Linked DNA regions of Homo sapiens: region 1 is linked to region 2. Evidence: read pairs that join two places in POLR2A ChIA-PET (ENCODE). Cell type or tissue: Panc1. All regions are shown on one strand. Links, peaks and the distances in the headings refer to the core of each region. The heading gives the core; the rest is flanking DNA. Region 1 overlaps GLIS3 (GLIS family zinc finger 3). Region 2 overlaps GLIS3 (GLIS family zinc finger 3).

Region 1 (2,921 bases), core at 97-2,596, 220 kb before region 2:
AAGGTGTCCCCCCTTCCTTCAACATTAAAGACACAAATCCATAAAGTTCTGGTGCATAAAGACTTTGTTTCATGAAAGTGCACTTTCCTCCCAGCTTTGGGTAGCTTCTTGCACTAAATGAATATGTTAAGAACTGAATTTGACAAAATCAGGTCAATAATTAAAAAGTATCTTTAGAACAAAGTACCTATCTCATGTAAGACATGTAGATAATATATAGGTTTTATAGGTTAAAATTGCCAAATTAGTTATGAATGTTGTGCTTTGTCTCAATTGTCCATGCCTTTTCAGATTTGTACTTTTTTGTCATGTTAGTTTCTTGGAAATGACCTTTTTAGGAATTTCTATATTTTGTAGTTTATCATACAGGCTTAAATGAAGTATATTGTTTAAATTCTACTGAGCGGGTATGCACTTCCCAGAGAAGATTACTCTCTCTGGGAGTCAGAACTGGCTGATACTAAAGGAGAGAGAGGGAGAGAAAGGGAGAAAGTGAGGGAGGGAGGGGGAACAAAGGGAGGAGGGAAGCTGGCAGGAAGAGAAGGGGAGGAAGGGAGAGGAAAGAGAGGGAAGTTTGAGATGTTAGGTCCCTCTGACAGAGGGCACTGATGTGACTTGGAGACTGCTCTCAGAGTCGGGCTGTAAAAGTCGGTGTTCATGCCTCTTAGGCATTATGGGCTTTTTGAATGTTATTAGATTCATTTTAGCCTCATTCTTAAGAACTGTGTGTTGCGATATCCTGTGGGCTTTGGTCATTTTTGGTTTTAGATCATGTTGTTCCAATCAATTGGTTGTACTATATGTATCACAGCAGTTGTGTGCAAAAGGTACTAGCCTTGGCAACCTAAAGATATGTTTGCTTATAGAAAATAACACACACAATTGAACCACCTTTGGGTGTAGTTTTTCATTTACCAGCGTGTTCTCCAGAGGTACCCTGTATTGATGTATTTTCCCAGTAGTGGGACGTTGTAGTATTGGCTTAAAAACCTTACCTAACAAGGAGTAAGTAGGCTGATCCTGGATCAGTTTATTTTCTCTGCCATCCCAAAGACTTGCCCACTGACCTCATCCATAGTGTGGTGTTTGGTCTATGAGCAGTTGATTCACCAGTTTTCAGAGCCCAAGTCTAAAATCACAGATCCTGTGGGGGATCTGGGAGCATCTGCCTTACCTTTATGAAGGTTATGGTCAGTTAAGCCTTGCTTTCAATGGGCTCACTTCGCTATGGGAAGAAAATTCTGCAGTTGTTAAAAACAAAAGGACACTGCCTTTTCCAAGGGAGCTGACAGCTATTGGTTTTTCCGGAGAGGATTACTGGTGAAGACAGTTATGAAGAACAAGTAACTCTTGTAAATAAACAGCATGTTCTTGCTTAAATATTTCCCAGAACAGTTCTAAAGAAATATAATACAGGTAAGTTTTGTTATGTTCTCATTGTGAGTTATGTTTACGAGAAGCAAAAAATAGGATTAGAATCATGGAGGAGGAAAAAAAGCCTTTTCATACCAGTGGCTTATGTTTTATTGAATTCTAACCATTTATAAAATTATCTGGTTTCTTGCCCCTACTCATGGTTGATTTTGTTTCTCTTTTTCCATCTAGAGACCTTTGAGTTATTTTTATTCATAAGTGAAAAATGTATTACAGCTTTATTTCCTTTTATTAATAGTTCCTTCTTGCCCTTAACCACATCTCTGACTTTTTGGCATGTAGAGTCCAATGAGCTCATGCTTAATCATGTATAAACAACCATCTAATTATATGGTTTTGAATTTTCATTTGACCGACTAAACAAAAATGACACAGAAACGAGAAACCTGACAACTTTCCTGTCTTCAGATACCTGGCCTTTTTTTCCCTCGCCCTCTCTTCATGCATTTAGTAAAATGCATGTTATAACCTATCAAAAAATATCACTTTGTATTTGCCAAGTTTCTGAGGTAAAATTGTTCTTTTCAAGGCTACGTGTCAAAAAACAAGTCGGTTGAGCTGAATTATCCGCCTTCTTTTCAGATCTCTTTCGGACTCTATTCTTTCCTCCTTTGGACGGAGGTGTTAGTAGCATTCCTTGCGCTGTGGTGTCAGATGACAGGACAGCATTTATGGAGCAAGGTTTCTCGATCTTTGTTCCCTTGCCTTCTCCCCTGAGGTCCAATAACAGCTCTCCCACTTGCCCTGTCGTCCCACCCTCCCCCAAACCATGCTGACACATTTTTGAAAGAAGATAATGGGAAAATCTTTCCATACTAAGGTGCTCACTATGTTTAAACAGGAAGGGAGACGTCGTCTATTCTCTTTTCTTTCTCACTGGCTTGATCCTAGAATTCTGAAGATGGTGGAAAATCTCTTTCAAACATTTAGATGGTTTCGCCATAGATAGTTCAGTGTGCTTGATAGAAAAAGACAAAAGATGCTACAGAAAGACAAATACTGGCTGATCTCACTTAGGTGTGGAATCCAAAATGCTGGAACTCATAGCAGCAGAGGGTAGAATAGTGGTTGTCAGGGGTTGGGAGGTGGGGAAAATGGGAGATATTGGTCAAAGAGTACGAAGTTTCAGTGTATGCAAGACGAATAAGTTCTGGAGATTGCTCATGCACAATGTGGTGACCATAGTTGACAATACTGTATTGTTTACCTGAAATTTATTAAGAGAGTAGTTTTTTTTTGTTTTTATTTTTTTTTTTGAGACAGTCTTGCTCTGTCGCCCAGGCTGGAGTGCAGTGGTGCAATCTCGGCTCACTGCAACCCCCACCTCCTGGGTTCAAGCAATTCTCCTGCCTCAGCCTCCTGAGTAGCTGGGATTACAGGCACCCACCACCATGCCCGGCTAATTTTTGTATTTTTAGTAGAGACAGGGTTTCATCATGTTGGACAGGCTGGTCTCGAACTCCTGACCTCGGGTGATCTGCCCGCCT
Region 2 (2,921 bases), core at 122-2,621:
CTCTCACATTTTAGAAACTATATTAGAATGCACGTGACGGAGAGTGATGCTGTTACGGGGATGACATTGAAACGGCACTGATTTTTTAAAAGCGAGTCACAAACTTCTGTACTTTAATCATTGTTGATGATGCATTACTTACCTCACACCTCAAAATGATGGTGAGACATACCTGAATATCCTGATGCTCTCATTTGAAAAGTAACTTACTTCAATAAAGGCTCTGGGAGATGCTTTTGTAACACCAGTGTTTTTGGTTAGAAATTTTTATGCTAATTAATAATTAAACTCAAATGAAAAAATAAGCCATCTTAAATTTAACCCTGTGCCAATAGCAGTGATTTGGATTTGAAACCAGTTGCTTGGAGGCTTCCCTTTTAGGTAGACCCAATATGCTGCCAGCTATGCTTTCCAGAGCATTTTGATGCTACATAGTGATGGGAGCCATTTAAAAAGAGGTAAGAATCCATAATTTGCAGGATTTAGGAGAGGTTGTCAATGAAAGTGACCACTTAGTAAGAATAAGCTTCTCTTCCTTTCTTGAGTGATCAGAAAAGCTGTCTTTGGCCTTTCCGTAAATACAGAAAAATATCGAAAGATATCTACCACCATCTCTGGGGTAATGGTCCAGGATCTTATTTCGTGCTTAAAGCTGTTGCCCGAGGTGTGCGCTTTAGAATACGTTCCACAGAATGTTATTAGATATTTCTTTTAAAAAGTTTTTTTGGTCATATAAATTTAGGACACACTAAGTTAAGTACTACCCAAGGGTTTCTTTCTTGCAATAGTTCTCAGAGCCTTGGATATACCAGTATTCCAGAAGGAAGGTAACATTAGGCGTTGCTCAAAATTATTTGGCCAACTAAACCATCTTTGTTTTTCTCCAGAGATCTCAACAAACTACTCTTCTACTACATTGTTTGCAAAGTACAGTCTCAAGGAATATCATTTATTCTACTCAACAGATATTTATTGAGTACTTACTGCGTGTCAGGCACTAGGTTAGATCCAGAGATACAAATGTGTATAAGACAGACAAGTTCTGTGCCCTCATAGATTTACATTATCTTCATGAAAGTCCAACAACAGTAAAAAAAATAAACAGAAAATCAGCCACATAAATACAGATAAGGAAACAATAAGGGAACTGATACGGATGTTAACAGAGGGTGGCCTATTGAAGTGAGATGGGCAGGAAAGGCCTCTCTGAGGAGCTGATCATATTTGTAGTGGGAACACATTCAAATGACTAATTTAGAAATGAGGCCAGGCCCAATGGCTCACGCCTGTAATCCCAGCACTTTGGGAGGCCGAGGTGGGTGGATCACTTGAGGCCAGGAGCTCAAGACCAGCCTGGCCAACATGACGAATCCCCATTTCTACTAAAAATACAAAAAAATTAGCCAGGCATGGTGGCGTGCGCCTGTAATCCCAGCTACTTGGGAGGCTGAGGCAGGATAAATCCTTGAACGCGGGAGGCAGAGGTTGTGGTGAGCTGAACTGTAATCATGCCACTGCACTCCAGCCTGGGTGACAGAGTGAGAAGACAAAAGAAAGAAAGAAAAGAAGGAAGGAAGGAAGGAGAGAGAAAGAAAAGGAGGAAAGGAAGAAAGAAATGAAAAAATATAGATTGGCTGCAAATTTTTAAAAAGCATTGCAGGCCGCGTGCGGTGGCTCACGCCTGTAATCCCAGCACTTTGGGAGACCGAGACAGGCGGATCATGAGGTCAGGAGATCGAGACCATCCTGGCTAATATGGTGAAACCCCCGTCTCTACTAAAATACAAAAAATTAGCCAGGCGTGGTGGCTGGCGCCTTTAGTCCCAGCTACTCTGGAGGCTGAGGCAGGAGAATGGCATGACCCCAGGAGGTGGAGCTTGCAGTGAGCAGAGATTGCACCACTGCACTCTAGTGTGGGTGACAGAGCAAGACTCCGTCAAAGAAAAAAAAAAAAACAAAAGAAAAAGCATTGCTTTAGTCGCAATACTGTACCTTCCTGTATGAGCTTTTAAAAAAAGAACCTGATACTACTAAACTATAGCAATAGATGTTAGGATCATCTTAATTTGTTTTAATTGCACCTTTCTGCAGCCTGTCCTCCTTAACGGAGATGGCACTCAATTGAGGGACTGCATGCTAGACAGTGAAAAGCATAGCTTAGTGCTCCCATCTAAGAAAATGACCCAGATGGTTAGCATTTGTGATTCTCTGAGTACACTCTGCCCTCACTTAATGGCCTCAGTAGGTTCTTGGAAACTGCAACTCTAAGCAACATGATGTATAACAGAACCAATTTTACCAAAGGCTAATTGATAAAACGAGAATTAAGTTCCGAGGGCATATTTCTGGTCACAAAAACATCATCAAACTTCTAAATAAAGATCTCAAACACTTTTAACATTAAACATTGAAGTGAATGTGAGCTTATGTACTTTTAAGAAAGATAATTAAAAGCAAATACAAAAATTATTTTCCCAATTGTTTAAGTTCAAGGTTGAGGGTGGCTGGATCCTACCCCAACAGTTCAAGGCCTGGAGAGGATTCCGTCTCATCACAGTGATCGCGCGCACACACACACACACGCGCGCACACGCACACACACTGACCATGTAGACACACCCATTCACCTAATGGTAACATCTTTGGTACATGAGAGGAAACTAGAGTACCTGGAGAAAACCCATACAGACATGGGGAGAACACTTCACACAGACACCAGCTCTGGCCAGGAATCGATTTTTTTTCTCATCAGCATTATAAAGACACCACGTTATTCCAGGACCTGCTGTACTCAGTACAGGCGAGGCCCATGCCAGCTCTGAGGATTTAGAAGCAAGACCTGGCCCCACTCTCCTGAAGATTACATTCTAACAAGAGACACACCGGGAGATGCCAGCTTTCAGTATAGTGGGGGAAATGCT

What was found. Peaks named below come from ENCODE experiments on the same cell type or tissue, not always from the same donor. Only the 100,000 strongest peaks of a DNase experiment are listed, where the experiment ranks them.
Region 1: POLR2A ChIA-PET joins it to region 2 with 5 read pairs; 2 of 35 experiments call an interaction of 5 or more read pairs at or near these places.

What each region holds. Positions count from the first base shown.
Region 1 is chr9:4,143,334-4,146,254 of GRCh38, reverse strand. All of the region lies in intron 2 of GLIS3 (GLIS family zinc finger 3), which reads left to right. Among named protein-coding and RNA genes, the nearest start is that of GLIS3-AS2, 150 kb to the left of the region's middle. In Panc1, for the core only: no CTCF peak of the experiment used is centred there; no DNase peak of the experiment used is centred there; H3K4me3 peaks cover 2,090 bases; H3K27ac peaks cover 2,284 bases.
Region 2 is chr9:3,925,268-3,928,188 of GRCh38, reverse strand. The region is part of intron 6 of GLIS3 (GLIS family zinc finger 3); the gene reads left to right. Among named protein-coding and RNA genes, the nearest start is that of GLIS3-AS1, 28 kb to the right of the region's middle. RefSeq lists an enhancer at 1-894. In Panc1, for the core only: no CTCF peak of the experiment used is centred there; no DNase peak of the experiment used is centred there.